Regions from separate parts of the Homo sapiens genome. Here region 1 is linked to region 2. Evidence: read pairs that join two places in POLR2A ChIA-PET (ENCODE). Cell type or tissue: A673. All regions are shown on one strand.

Region 1 (8,000 bases), 540 kb after region 2:
GGAAGGTCCATGTTTCATTAGTATATCCAAAATGTCCTCAAAGTACACCAAATCTACCCCATGCTGCAGTCTCCTGAGGAGTGCTGGGTGAATCTGCTTTGAATATAACCTAGGGCATTTAGTTAATAAAGCTCCATATAATCTTATGCCTGCTTGTTGGATTTTGTTTTCTTGTTTTTTGTTTTTAATTATCTATGAGAGAAATGAATTAACAAGAACAACATAGCATGGAGAGTTAGTTCATAGTTTATAAAACCACATCCCTGGCCGGGCGTGGTGGCTCACACCTGTAATTCCAGAATTTTGGAAGGTAGAGAGGCGAGCGAGCGGATCACTTGAGGTCAGGAATTCGAGACCAACCTGGCCAACATGGTGAAACACCCTCTCTACTAATAACACAAAAATTAGCTGGGCTTGGTAGCGCATGCCTGTAATCCCAACTACTAGGGAGGCTGAGGCAGGAGAATTGCTTGAACGCCGGGGTCGGAGGTTGCAGTGAGCCATGATCGCGCCACTGCACTCCAGCCTGGGCAACAGAGCGAGACTCTCAAAAAAAAAAAAAAAAATTAAAACCACATCCCTGTGGCAGGAGCTTGGTAAGAATATGTTCAGTGTGTGTCACTTTGCCAGAAAAATGTAATGATATGATTTTCATTCTTTAGTGTTAATTTGACAAAATGTTCTCTTTTTTTTTCCCCTCCTTTCCTCCATCCTTTACTCTTTACTGTCTATAGTTCTTCCTCGGCAATCAGGTACAGTGTGCCTTGCAATGTTCTCCTTCTCAATGGATATGGTCTGTGTAGCTAATGCTGCCTGTTCTTCGCTATGGGGAGAGGATGTAATCTGAAGCATGCCTGGGTCGCACCTGGTTGTCTTACCAAGTGGAGAAACTGTTGATGGGGCCAGCATTGCAAAGCTATCTTAGCAGCAAAAGAATATAAGTATAATTTTTTATAAAGGAGATGAAATGGAGGAAAGTGAAGCTATGGTATCAGTCCATTACACTTCTAAGAAGAGCCTGGTTTTGTACTTCTGTGTTAGAAGTCAGATTACCAAATAGCACAGTTCTTATTTATATTAGAATCTTTTGACAGTTAATAAATTTTGTAATGTATGGTAAGTCAATTCCTGAAGAACTTCAGTACTATTTAAATATCTTTTTAATATTTGTAGTTACTTATATTGTATGTTATAATTACAAGGTATCTGAGAAGTGTAGTGTGGAGATCGTAATTGGCCGTGGCCTGAAGTATGCTGATTATGGCCAGCCAGCCAAGATTTAATGGGACCAAATTAGACTTGCAAAAAAGATTGGATGCTTTGACTCCACTTGGTAACTCTAACCTTTCAGATCTTTTTGAGTGCTGTGGGGTCCTGTGTCCTCCAATGTGGAAGGAAGTTGCATGAGTAAAATCTGTCTCTCTGATATGAAATTATAAACACTAGTTGTTGATTTCAGGCCCTCAAACATCCCAGGCCTTGCAAGTCACTATAGAAATGTTCTAGGCAAGTGGGAAGAACAGGGGATAAGAGAAAAAAACTAAAGATGAGAACAAACTGGCTTTAAAAAAACATCATTGCTTGAGAGTGTCCAATATGCCTATTTGCTAATGACTGTGTGTGAATGCTAGGGTGCCTTTGAAGAGTCCTGACACCCTCTTCTACTGCTCCATTGATCAGGAGAGGGTCAGATGACTTCTAATGTTGAGAACGGAATTATGAAGTTCATTTTATACACAGGCAACTGAGGCCTCAAAGATCACATGCCTACTCTCACACAGCTAGTGTCAGCCACTGCAAGAACCCAAGTCTCTGTAAGAGGTTTTCCTTTTAAAAGGTGGAAACAACAGTTACTGACCCTTAGGACTCTTATTTGTTCTTTGCCTCACTGACAACCTTGTCCTACCAGGTGTGCACAGGTCTCCATTTTTAGAGCTGCCATAATCCCTCCTACCACTTGTGACTCTGGCCTCAACTTCCCCAGCTACACTGGCTGCTGGCTTGGTCAAACCTCCTTTCCCCCATAGCTTAGCAGAAACAAGTTAGAATCTTTCAAAGAGAGCTTTAGTGTGAAATTAAGGTTGGGGGGGACATGAAATATATGGAGTGATAAATTATAGTACACAGTATTCCAAGAATAAAGTACTCTTGTGGTTCCTTCCTGATTCACCCTGGGGTACACACAGGTGCATACTCCCTGCCTCTCACCCATCCAGAGAAAACCCTTTGCAGTGACTCAGGTCCAAGAGCACTGCTCTTGGGTGGAATCCTCCATATCTCTCAGAACCTCCCACAGGGCTTCTCATTTTCACTTGTGGGGCCCAGCTTCTGAGAGGGGGCTCTCACAGAGCCTGGGGGGCAGCTTCCTTCCCAGGACAGGACGTGTATTCTCTTTCAAGTCTGGGTTCAGTGCTGCTGCTACCACACAGTGCTTTTGCTGCAGTCACTTTGTATAAACATGTTTAAATTGTATCAGATGAAAGGTGTGGGACTTCTTTTATTTTCAAAGTAAAGGGCTGGGAGGGAGGATACAGTATTTTTCAATTGCCTTGCCTGTGCAAATACTGCATTTGAGTCAGAGCAGCTAAGGAATATGGAGAATTACCACAAGTATATTAATTTTGAGGGAGGATGGCTATATGACCTCAGATATCCTTTCTTGCATTTTCAATTTTTCTGCCTTGTTTTAAAGTTACAGTTGTCCTTTATAACTTTGAAAATCCTGGCCGGGCGTGGTGGCTTATGCCTGTAATCCCAGCACTTTGGGAGGCCGAGACGGGCAGATCACGAGGTCAGGAGATCGAGACTAACCTGGCTAACACGGTGAAACACCGTCTCTACTAAAAATACAAAAAATTAGCCGGCCTGGTGGCGGGCGCCTGTAGTCCCAGCTACTCGGAAGGCTGAGGCAGGAGAATGGCATGAACCCAGGAGGCGGAGCTTGCAATGAGCCAAGATCGCGCCACTGCACTCCAGCCTAGGCGACAGAACGAGACTCCATCTCAAAAAAAAGAAAAAGAAAAAGAAAATCCTACCAACTCCATACCCGAGGAACCCTTGAATTGAATGATTTTAGGAATTCCATTTCTCCTACCAGATGTTTGTTTGTTTTGGAAACTCTGCATACTTCTCTTTTGTTGCTCCTTACTTCATTTTGGAAAGAGGGTAATTTATGCCATGAGAAACTCCAGATGTTTAGAGCTGGGAAGTAGGAATGTTTGGGCAAGAAAAAAGGGAAAACATAAATAATCAGAAATATGCTTGTTTTAGCATCTAAAATGATTATTGGATACTGTTCATAATCATCATGGGAGCTACAATTTTTAATTGCTTCAACTCAATTTTAGTATAAATATGACCTAATCATTTGTTCAGCTGAAGAAACTTTTCTGCTGGTGACACTGCAATTAGCAAATACTTCGGGTTAATTCCTGAAAACCTGATGCAGAAAATCAGATTTTCTTCTAAGCTTGTAATGATGCTTTGCAAAGGTTTCCTTAAGGCTTGAAATAGTATTCACTATTTTCCATTTAGCTTTAAAGCATACTGTATTCAGAAGTTGATATCCACAATCTTTCTTTTAGGAAAACAAATTAGCATGCCAAGAATATGAATTTTTAATTGAGCAGAATCTCTTTTAAAAAAATAAAGTGACCTAACACTTTGTCTGTTTTCCTACCTCTCCTTTTGGTGCAGAGGCAGTGGTGTGACCATTAAAAGTGATTTTTATCCCAATAGAAAGTATATTGGCCCGGCGCAGTGTCTCATGCCTGTATTCCCAGCCCTTTGGGAGGCCAAGACTGGCGGATCACGAGGTCAGGAGTTCAAGACAGCCTGGCAAACATGTTGAAACCCCGTCTCTACTAACAATACAAAAATTAGCTGGGCGTGATGGCACACGCCTAATAAACCCAGCTACTCGGGAGGCTGAGGCAGGAGAATTGCTTGAACCTGGGAGGCAGAGGTTACAGTAAGCTGAGATCACACTGTTGTACTCCAGCCTGGGCAACAAGAGTGAAACTCTGTCTCACAAAGAAAAAAGTATATCAAGACACCAGTCTTTAGCTTGATATTTCTGCTTTTCTATTTTTAAAATCCTTTTGTGAAATATATAAAAATGCAAAATTGTGAGAGTTAACAATTCTTCTGTAGCTATCAAATTGTCATTCCTGTCTGAATACAGTCTGCTTTGGGAGAAAAACATAGATCTGCTTTAAGACATATATATTAATTAAGTTTCCTTTGATTCTACAGTTTGGGGATTCTCAGCAGTTGCGGCTGGTCCGTATTCTGCGCAGCACCGTGATGGTTCGCGTTGGTGGAGGATGGATGGCCTTGGATGAATTTTTAGTGAAAAATGATCCCTGCCGAGGTAAGGAACCATTCTAAGCATGAATTACGTGTTAGGTATGCCCCCAGCAGTGATCTTTTATGCTTACAGGAAGCATTGATGGTGGGGTCTGTCTGTTTTTTATTTTGTTAAGCTGCCCAGGTGTCATCCCACTAGCACAGATTAGAACTCAGGGGTGCCAGCATAGGCCAGGGAGAAAAAGCTGAAGAGGTTGATGCTATTTGGGGAGGTAGGTCTAGAGGAATGCAGTAATGAGAATTAAGAGTGTATTGGTGTTACTCGAATGTTTGTTTGGGGTATTAAATTAACACTATCCTAGAAAGGAGCCCAGTGAAGCCCTTTAGGTTCCCTCTTAGTGCCTCAGATCCCTTTGCCTGTAATTCCTGTGGCTGATACTCAGGGAGAGTGTTAGGCCCTTCTCATACAGGGAAGAACTGGTGAGCCCCCTGGACCAGGAGGAAGGATAAAGACACCTACATGTGAGCCCATTCACTTCTAAGACAGGTGGCCACCTAAGCAAGACCATGGGGTGTCTTTCTGCTAAATGTGAAAAGGCTGGCCCACCAGCCCAGAAGCATAAGGAGACTGTCAATTTAATATGAGCATGAGTGGTGGCATCTGCAGCTAGGGGGTGTGTGGGGACTGCAACAGGGAAGAGATGACCGGTTCCAATTGCTAAATCCTCTTCAGCTATGTCCTTGCCTTTTTCCTGTTAGCAGAGCTGCATGTGGGTGCACAGGAGGCTCCCCCACTGTCTGCCAATTTGTCTTTCTTGACTAGTTTCTGCGTTTCCTGCCCTGTCTGTTTCTTTCTGTTTACGTATTTTTTATTCTAGTTCACCATCCTGGGAGTAAAATAAAGCGCTCTGATTCCAGCTCTTCGATTTCCAGTCAGTCTCCCATAGGTTGGCTTTTAAGCTTTGTCCCTCTTCCTCACACCCTAGCCCATTGAGAATGGCTTTGCTTCTTAAACTGTAACATCTCTTGGTTCTGTGTATCTGCTGCATTCATGAATGCTTGAAATGGCCAAACCATAGCTTTTCTAACTACTCAAGTTGATGGTGCATAAAATACTGTTGAGACAGTGTCCATGGAATTTGTTTTGAGTTTCTATTTAACAAATACTTATATAGTTTTATGTGCCACACACTATTACAAGTACTTTACAAGTAACACATTTATGCCTCATATGAAGTGTAGATGCTCTTATCTCTGTTTTACAGAATAGGAAATTGAGGCATAGAAAACGTAAATAATTTGCCCAAAGACAAACAACTAGTAAATGGCAGAGATGAGATTCAAATTCAGGGCAATCTGGGTCTGGAGTATGTGCCCCTAGTCAGCATGTTATATCTTTCAGAGGCTGACACACCTTTGTGTATGTTTATTATTGGATCACCTGCATAATTATTAAGGTTTATTTATAAACCTAGCAGAAATGTTTGCTGTACAGTACATAACTTCTTTGGAAATGATTTATAGTCATATTCTGAAGCATTTAGTGAGGACAGAGCTAAAGATAGCAGTTTTCACATGAATTCAGATATGCCCCTAAGTAGTTCCTCTTATTTTAACTCATTCTGTGTTTACTACAGTAAACCAGAGTAAAAATTCAGCAGTAATAATTTTCATTAGAGGTTCCTTTTTTAAAAAAATTGGGGCCAGGTACAGTGGAATCCCAGTACATTGGGAGCCCAAGGCAGGAGGATTGTTGAAGCTCAGAAGTTCAAGACCATCTTTAGCAACATAGTGAAACCCCATCTCCACAAAAAAAAATTTAAAAATTAGCTAAGCATGGTGGTACACACCTGTGTAGTCCTAACTACTCTGGAGGCTGAGGTGGGAGTATTGCTTGAGCCCAGGAGTTCAAAGCTACAGTGAGCCATGATCATGCCACTGCACTCCAGCCTGGGCAACAAGGCAAGACTCTTGTCTACAAAAAAGTAATTTTGAAAACACTTAAAAACTTGAAAGTATTTAGTTTTAGAATTTAAAAGCTGTCTTTTATTGCTTTAATGAGAAACAATATATGCCATTTTAACTTTAACTCAGTAAAACAACTTTATTCCTTTCCAAATCTATGAATAAGGTCCTATTTTTCCTGTCATGTATGATCAGACTAAATAAAAGAGATATTGCATGTGGCATTTTGGAATCCTTGATTGCCTGTTTATTTGCTGCCTGCTCTATTTATGATAACATCATGCTGCTGGCCAAGGAGAACACTGCTTGCTTTGTCCTTATCTTAGTATCTAAAATTTGGAACCCCAAGGAAATTGGGGAGGGCCATCTAGAAGCTATTTTCTATGAAAGCTAGTAACCTTTTTTAGCATCCCTTGGAACAAGCAAGGTAAGACTTTCCTGTGTCTCTCCAGGAGTGCTCTCCTGGAACTCAGTAATCATCTCAATCCATTGACTGTGGAGAGAACTCTCCAGAAGTTTTAAATTTCGTAACTCTGTCAGTGATGGGCAGGATGAGCTATTTTTAATCAAATAAAAAATGGTGCTAGGCGATGAACACCTAAGGACTAGGATGGATTATAATAAGTTAGAAGGGTATGAAGGATGAGAAGAGAACAAAGTTACTTGAAACTATATTGGAAGTTCTATAAGGATTAATGTGGCTTCTGGAAACAGTGCTTATGGTAGGTTTTGTACTCATTTATGTTGCATATTTCCTTGGGTCTCTGGAATGTAGAGAATGCTATACTGAGGACAGTACAAGATGTGTGACAAGGTTCTTAACACCAGTGTGCACTATCATTTCTTACCTCCTTTTACACAGCTATTTTAAAAGGTAGAAGATATCTCAAACTGCATGTAGCTTTTAGTCATGTGTAAAAAAATGAAAATATTTTACTAGCTAGATTTGCCAGTCTCCTGGTACTGCCAAAATCAGATATTTCAGTTTCTGAATGTATCCGTGGCACAGGAAATCATGATGTTTTGGATAGAGAGAAAAAAAGTGCTCCTGCCTAAATAATGGGTATACTTGTACCTAAGGTACTGTGTATGTTTTTGATCATTAGACATATTAGCTCCCCCAGATAAGTGAACATCTAGGAAATTTCATTTATGAAGATTTAAAAGACACATTTTGAAATAGAACTCATTTTTTTTTTCAGATTGTTATACAGATAAAATTTACCATCCTAACCATTTTTAAGTACAGGACTAAGTATATTTGTGTCATACTACCGTCACCACCGTCCATCCACAGAACTCTCTTCATCTTGTAAAACTGAAACTCTATACCCATTAAACAATAGCTTAGAACTGAATTTTAACATGCCCGCATCAGCCAGTTTCAGGTGGCCAGCATAACTCCCTTAGCAAAGACAGCCTCTTTGGTGGTCAATGAACTGAACTTGAGGTGGCTGCCGTCATGTCTGGTTCTGTAGGTTCAATGGTAGATCTTTTCTCCAGTGAAAAGAATGGTGAGGGGGAAAATCCTATCACAGTAGTCAACCAAGTACTAGGAATCTTCTCTTTTTTTTAACTTTAGGACTATAATACCCAATTTTGGGAAATATTTGAATCAATGTAAATATTAAGAGTACCTTTACTACTAAATTCAAGTGCTAGTACATAAATTTTGCTTAATCAGAATTTGGTGTTTCCTTCTAGTTCGAGAAAAATGTTTACTTTTT
Region 2 (8,000 bases):
CTGGCCTAGAATTTCCTTTTTTTAATGGCTGAATGCTATTGCATTGTATAGACACGCCACATTTTGTTTATCCACTCGTCTGTTTATGGACATTTGGGTTGTTTCCACCTTTTCGCTATTGTGAACATCCCTGTACAAGTTTTCTCTTTTTTTTTTTTTTTTTGAGACAGAGTCTCGCTCTGTCGCCCAGGCTGGAGAGCAGTGGTGTGATCTCGGCTCACTGCAACCTCCGCCTCCCGGGTTCACACCATTTTCCTGCCTCAACCTCCTGAGTAGCTGGGACTACAGGTGCCCACCACCACACCTGGCTAATTTTTTTTTTTTTTTGTATTTTTAGTAGAGACAGGGTTTCACCATGTTAGCCAGGATGGTCTCGATCTCCTGACCTCGTGATCCGCCCGCCTCGGCCTCCCAAAGTGCTGGGATTACAGGCATGAGCCACCGCACCTGGCACAAGTTTTCTTTAAACATCAGTTTCCAGTTTGAGGGGGAGCATATACCTATGAGTGGAATTGCTGGGTCATATGGTAATTAATTCTATGTTTAACTTGTTGGGAAACCCTCAGATTCCATTTTAAACTGAGGATAATGATAGCACTTGCTTCATAACATTGCCGGGAAGCTTACTTGAGATAATGCATGTAAAGCACTTAAAACAGTATCTGGGCCGGGCGTGGTGGCTCACGCCTGTAATCCCATCACTTGAGGTCAGGAGTTTCAGAACAGACTGGCCAACCTGGTGAAACGCCATCTCTACTAAAAATACAAAAATTAGCTGGGCATAGTGGCACGTGCCTGTACTTCCAGCTGAAGGAAGGCTGAAGCAGGAGAATCGCTTGAACCTGGGAGGCAGAGGTTACAGTGAGCCAAATTCACACCACTGCACTCCAGACTGGGTGATGGAGCAAGACTGTGTCTCGAAGAAAAAGAAAAGAACTGTATCTGGCACGTAGTAAACACCCTATAATTATTAGTTGTTATTGGCTGTGGATGGATGAATGAGTTTTAGATGGATGGATGGATAGATGGAAGGCATGGAGCTGAGCCTGGCGCCTGTTTTCACACTGCATGTTACTGGGAATCAGATCAAATTCAACTGATTTTCAAATGAAACTCATTAGGCAAGTTTTCACATTAGAATAGGTTATATTCAATAAATTGAGGAAGAGACATCTTATTTTTCTTTTCCCCAGCAAATTTTCTGAAAATAAAGGCTTTTTCTCTCCCCTGCATTTTTCACCCACCCACTCACCCGCCTCCCAGAGTCAGACATTCAGTCCATAGATATAACTCTTTTATTAATTTCCCTTGAAGACTGATGATTTTTTTCTACTTTTTGCCACGTCTCATAATTGACAAAACTACAATGTGGATTTAAGATCAGCAGCTTTTAACCACAAATATTAAAGCATTTTAAAAATAAGTTCAATTAGGGACAGTTCACATTGTATAAATCAGCCTTTTTGTATCTAAATATCATACATAATCATTTTATGAGGAAATAAAATGTCACATTGTTAACAATACAACTGTATAAAAGGAGCTACAAAAATAAGGATTACATTTGCCCTTATCTTGGGATTTCAACAGTTCCAGAAATTTTACAACTTCAAGACCACCATTTTAAATATGTTAGTGCCTAAATATATTTCCTGTGCTGCAAAGATAGTTGACCCAACCGGTTTAGCCAAAACTCACTGCATGTCTGCTTTCTGCCTTGCCTTGTAAAGTAGACATGTAGTTCTAGCTACTTCAGGCTCTAGCACCAAATGAGCACATTACTAGCAATTAGAAACATTTGGGGTTTTTTTATTTAATTTTTTTGAGACAAGATCTCTCCCTGTCACCCAGGCTGGAGTACAGTGGCAGGATCACGGCTCATTGCAGCCTCTACCTCCCAGGCTCAAGTGAGCCTCCCACCTCAGCCTCCCAAGTAGCTGGGACTGCAAGCACACACACCACCATACCCAGCTATTTTTTTTTTCTTTGTTGAGATGGGGTCTTCTTGTGTTACCCAGGCTGGTCTCAAACTCCTGGGCTCAAGCGATCCTCCCGCCTCAGCCTCCCAAAGTGCTGGGATTACAAGTGTGAGCCACTGCATTTTGGTTTTACCTCTCTTCTCAATTACTATCATCCTCCAACTTCCATACCTCTCCACCCTGTTTCCTGAGAACAGGGGCCTCTCTCTGATTTATCTTATCTCCAATACCTGGTGCTATAATGCTCACAGGTGCTCCTTCCAGTCTCTAACATTTCCTCATCTCTCCCGCTCACGTTTATCTTCTGCCCCACTCCTGAATTTCTGAGGAAATATTACCTATTAGATTGGTAACAATGAAAAAGACTTAGGCCGGGCACAGTGGCTCATGCCTGTAATACCAGCACTTTGGGAGGCCGAGGTCGGTGGATCACCTGAGGTCAGGAGCTCAAGACCAGCCTGGCCAATATGGTGAAACCCATCTCCGTTAAAAATACAAAAATTAGCTGGGCATGGTAGCAAGACCTGTAATCCCAGCTACTCATGAGGCTGAGGCAGGAGAATCACTTGAAACCAGGAGGCAGAGGTTTCAGTGAGCTGATATCGTGTCATTGCACTCAACCCTGGGCGACAAGAGTGAAACTCCATCTCAAAAAAAAGAAAAAAAAAAGGCTGAGAATATCCCATATTTATGAGGTGTGTGGCAATGGGTGCAATGTATGAGGTATAAATTAATGCAGCCTTTTGGAAAGCAATTGGCCAATGTGTATAAACTATTAAAAGCATATACCTTTCAACAGAAACATCCAACCTCTAGAAATCCACCCTTCAAAGGTATTTGAGCACATACACAATGGTATATTACAAGGATATTCATGCAGAACTATTCATAGCCATGAAGAATTATAAACAACCTAGATGGACTTCAGCGGGGTTGCTGTATTTTCTAACAGTTCTAATTCATGGGTAGTTCTTCCTTACACTGCTGGAATCTATTCACCAGCTCCTGGGTCCAAGGTTTCCCTCCCTGGAGCCTCACAAAGCAAATCTAATCGAAGGTCATGTTGTCATTAATTTTGTCCTTCCTTGGGCATGGCCTGTATATAAACTCCATGGGCTCTATAGGTCAAACTTGGGATACAGCGTTCAGAAACACACGTCAGATTACCAGAATTTTTGGAAGCCCAATTGAATGGAGCAGGAGTCTCAAAACAAAATAATGATTACAACACATTCTAGTCTCAAAGAAATATTCAAGCATCAACATCTGTCCATTCATTTACTTGGCACTCGAGCACTCACTTATTGGGTGTCATTCACTGGGTGGAGATTTACTGCACTGACTCTGCTTTCTTACTCACTAAGCAAACCTCCTACCTCTTATCTGCAGCAAGTTGCTGCCCACTCTTTTTTGAAAGGCCTCGCATACACAGATCAAAACTGGGTGGCACTGCTGCGAGAAGTTCTCATCCTACAGGTAGGGAACAACTGAGTAGATTGTTAGAATGTCTCTAGCCTTCTGGTTAAAAATGGAAATGTTCCTTATGCACACCAAGAACCAAAACCCTTTCATGGGTTCTAAGGATTGGGGAGGGAGAGAAAAGAACCAAAACCCTTTCCTTCATGGTTGGCAGGTATTCTTTTTTCAAAAAAAAAAAGTTTTTAAACTTTATTATTATTATTATTTTGAAATGGTGGCCTCCCCATGTTGTCCAGGCTAGTCTCAAACCCTTGAATTCAAGGGATCCTCCCTGCTTGACCTGTCAAAGCATTGAGATTACAGGTGTGAGAGAGCCTGTAATCCACAAGTATTCTCAAGAGGAAACATAGAAAGATCCCACCTGGCCACAAGTACTCTTAAAAGGAAACACAGGGCTGGGCACAGTGGCTCACGCCTGTAATCCCAGCATTTTGGGAGGCGGAGGCAGGCGGATCACAAGGTCAGGAGATCGAGATCATCCTGGCTAACACAGTGAAACCCCATCTCCACTAAAAATACAAAAAATTAGCCAGGCGTGGTGGCGGGCGCCTGTAGTCCCAGCTACTCGGGAGGCTGAAGCAGGGGAATAGCATGAACCCAGGAGGCGGAGGTTGCAGTGAGCCGAGATTGCGCCACTGCACTCCAGCCTGGGCGACAGAGCAAGACTCCGTCTCAAAAAAAAAACAAGGAAACACGGAAGGAACTTTGCTACTTCCTGACTTTGCCTAGAATAAGCATTACTTGTTAACAATCACAGAGCCAGTGTATTGGCCAAAGACTTGAAAGGGCAGGACTGTGCTCATTTACTCAGGACAATTGACTACCTTAAAAAAAAAATCTGTTGAAAAGAGATTTCTTTTTTCTTTTTTTTTTTTTTTTTGAGATTGAGTTTTGCTCTTGTTGCCAGGCTGGAGTGCAATGGTGCGATCTCGGCTCACCACAACCTCTACATCCCAGGTTCAAGCAATTCTCCTGCCTCAAACTCCCAAGTAGCTGAAGTTACAGGCATGCACCACCATACCCAGCTAATTTTGTATTTTTAGTAGAGACAGGGTTTCACCATGTTGGTCAGGCTGGTCTCAAACTCCTGACCTCAAGTGATCCATCCACCTAGGCCTCATAAAGTGCTGGGATTATAGGCTTAAACCACCATGCCCAGCCGAAAAGAGATTTCTATAAAGAGATTTACATAGGAGACTCCTGACATTTGCAAGAGATTTTTCCAGACCTTTCAGATGCCCTAATGCACTACATACCACATAGTGTCTCCCAAAATTACATTGTAAAGTATAGCCAGGCCAGGCATGGTAGCTCACACCTGTAATCCCAGCACTTTGAGAGGCCGAGGCAGGCAGATCACTTGAGGTCAGGCGTTCGAGACCAGCCTGACCAACATGGTGAAACCCTGTCTCTAGCAAAAATACAAAAATTAGCCGGCAGTGGTGGCATGTGCCTGTAATCCCAGCTACTCGGGAGGCTGAGACAGGAGAATCTCTTGAACCCAGGAGGTGGAGGTTGCAGTGGGAGGCGGAGGTTGCAGTGAGCTGAGATTTTGCCACTGCATTCCAGCCTGGGCGACAGAGTGAGATTCTGTCTCAAAAAAAAAAAAAAGGTTAATCTCTCTCTTGATGAGCAGCCTGGCTGATGCACTCACTGAACAACTTTTCCTTGTATCTCAGTGACACACATGGTGGATCTAATGATATCAGGGATCTTAGACACCACTGAACTTGACACAGCATGCCAATTTATCCAAAACTTCTATTTGTAGCCAAAAAACAAAGTTACTGTCTTATACCTCCCCACTTTCTCTTTGTTTATATCACTGGCACTATTGGATTATTTATTTTATGAATCTTTTCTACTCTGCAAACAAGAAACAAATATTTTAATCACTGCATGCAAACTACATAAAGGATAACAGTCATGTGAGATATCCAGGCAGAGCAGTAGGCCTGGCTCACTAACAGGCAAAGCCAATCATTCAACTCATATTCATTTATAATGGGCCTTTGGGAGTAACTAATAAATTACCAAAATTGCAAGTGTTGAATCTGCAAATGTCAAAGACTTCCAGTGGATTCTTTGACAACATGTACGTAGTCGTCATTTGTCAGTTTTCTTGGGGAATTTATCTTCTCCTGGTGGGCAGCAGGAAACGGATCCCACTACAGACATTAACCATGCCCAATATTCACTTTTGCATGTCCCTAGGCAGCTAGGGCAGCTTGACCAATCAGCTGCATTTGCTTAGGATTTCTGAGGCTGGAGGTGAGGATGGAAAAAATTCTTTACAGTGGTTGCAGCAGTGGCAGCAGTATCCAGTGTCCAGACGCCTTGCCACTGGGGTCAGCATGGCATCCAGCATCCAACGCCAGCTGTGGCTGTGACAAAGGCAGCAGCACTGGGCGTTCAGCAGCAGCAGCACTGAGGCTGTCCTCACCTATCTGGCTCTGTGATGGAATTTGGTGTAATTCTAGGTACCTGGTCTCTGTTTCTGCTTTTTTCCCAAGCCTTGTTTCTACAGCCTTCAAGTGATTCTGTAACTTACTCAATGTGCTTTCAATAAAATTCATTTCCTGATTTAATTAGCCAGAATCAGTTCCCATCTTTTGCAATAAAAAAACCTGACTCGGGCAGGGCGCGGTGGCTCACGCCTATAATCCCAGCACTTTGGGAGGCAGAGGCGGGCGGATCACCTGAGGTCGGGCATTCGAGACCAGCCTGACCAACATGGTAAAACCCCATCTCTACGAAAAGTACCCAAAAAATTAGCCAGGTGAGGTGGCAGATGCCTTTAATCCCAGCTACTGGGGATGCTGAGGCAGGAGAATCGCTTGAACCCGGGAGGTGGAGGTTGCAGTGAGCCAAGATCGTGGCACTACACTCCATCCTGAGTGATAAAGCGAGACCCTATCTCAACCAATCAATCAATAAAAGAATGCTTGTGGTGCTCGCTTCAGCAGCACATATACTAAAAACCGGACCAATACAGAGAAGATTAACATGGTCTCTACACAAAGATGACACGCAAATTCGTGAAGCATTCCATACAAAACATCAGAGTTATTTTTTTAAAAATGTTTTTTAAAAGGAATGCTTCTGGAAGAAAGGGAGGGAAAGAGACAGGGAGAGAAAGAGAGGAGGGAAAAGGGGGAAGGAGGAATTCCAACCACACATTGACTAAGTCTTTGTGTGACTTTATGTTGAAAAGAGCCTTCTACCGGGCAGGGCGCGGTGGCTCACGCCTGTAATCCCAGCACTTTGGAAGGCCAAGGCGGGTGGATCACAAGGTCAGGAGATCGAGACCATCCTGGCTAACATGGTGAAACCCCGTCTCTACTAAAAATACAAAAAATTAGCCGGGCGTGGTGGCGGGCGCCTGTAGTCCCAGCTACTCGGGAGGCTGAGGCAGGAGAACGGCATGAACCTGGGAGGCGGAGGTTGCGGTGAGCCGAGATCGCGCCACTGCACTCCAGCCTGGGCGACAGAGCCAGACTCCATCTCAAAAAAAAAGAAAAGAAAAGAGCCTCCTACCAACCTTTTCCTCTGCAAGGCCGCACCACTTCCATTATCATTCTACCATCACTGGGCACCATCACTGTGAAGCTGCCATGTCATAATGGCTACCAAAAAAAGGGCTTGCCATCTGCCTTTGAAGAATAGCCTGCCTTGTGTTTGACACTATAAAGACCTGAATTCTACTCCCAGCATCCACATTTAGTTTTCCACTGGGCCTCAGTTTCCTCAGCTGTAAAACAGAGCTCACCTCTGCCCTGAGTATCTTACAGAATTGTGGTAAGAATCAAATAAAATAATAAAGAGGTACTAGAATAATAAACACTTACTGTGTGCCAGCATCCAGGCTAAACACTTTATGAGCATTGTCTTCATTAATTTTTACCACTTTGTAAAGCAGGGTAATAATATTCCCATTTTAAGGATAAAGAAACCCAGGCTCCCAAAGTAACTTACTCAAGGTCTCACAGCTAATAAGGGGAGGGCTGGGAGAAGAGTCTCGGGCGCCTGACTCCAAAGCCCCCACATGTTCCACAGCCCCTGTGATTTCTACGCACCAAGTGTTATAGAAAGGTACTCCTTCAACTGTGATGGGATTAGAGTTAAAAATGAAAATTTACTCCAGCCTTGGCAACAGAGCAAGATCCTGTCTCTGAAATAAATAAATAAATTGAAGATTTTAAAATGTAAATTTTTTTCTTTCTTTTTTTTTTTTTTTTTTGAGACGGAGTCTCGCTTTGTCGCCCAGGCTGGAATGCAGTGGTGCGATCTTGGCTCACTGCAACCTCCACCTCCCAGGTTCAAGCGATTCTCCTGCCTCAGTCTCTCAAGTAGCTGGGATTACAGGTGCCTGCCACCACGCCCAGCTAATTTTTTTGTATTCTTAGTAGAGACGGGGTTTCACCGTATTAGCCAGGATGGTCTCAATCTCCTGACCTCTTGATCCACCCGCCTCGGGCTCCCAAAGTGCTGGGATTACAGGGGTGAGCCACGGCGCCCGGCCATGTTTTGTTTTGTTTTGTT

The links. ChIA-PET counts read pairs that join two places held together with the same protein. Peaks named below come from ENCODE experiments on the same cell type or tissue, not always from the same donor. Only the 100,000 strongest peaks of a DNase experiment are listed, where the experiment ranks them.
Region 1: POLR2A ChIA-PET joins it to region 2 with 6 read pairs; 2 of 35 experiments call an interaction of 5 or more read pairs at or near these places.

The regions. Positions count from the first base shown.
Region 1 is chr1:39,464,361-39,472,360 of GRCh38, forward strand. MACF1 (microtubule actin crosslinking factor 1) reads left to right here. Exons shown (of 101, transcript NM_001394062.1): 95 at 735-752; 96 at 4,255-4,372; 97 at 5,187-5,255. Among named protein-coding and RNA genes, the nearest start is that of BMP8A, 23 kb to the right of the region's middle. RefSeq lists a silencer at 3,754-3,894. In A673, no CTCF peak of the experiment used is centred here; no DNase peak of the experiment used is centred here; H3K27ac peaks cover 388 bases.
Region 2 is chr1:38,920,462-38,928,461 of GRCh38, forward strand. The region is part of intron 1 of RHBDL2 (rhomboid like 2); the gene reads right to left. It also overlaps the pseudogene RNU6-605P. Among named protein-coding and RNA genes, the nearest start is that of RHBDL2, 17 kb to the right of the region's middle. In A673, no CTCF peak of the experiment used is centred here; no DNase peak of the experiment used is centred here.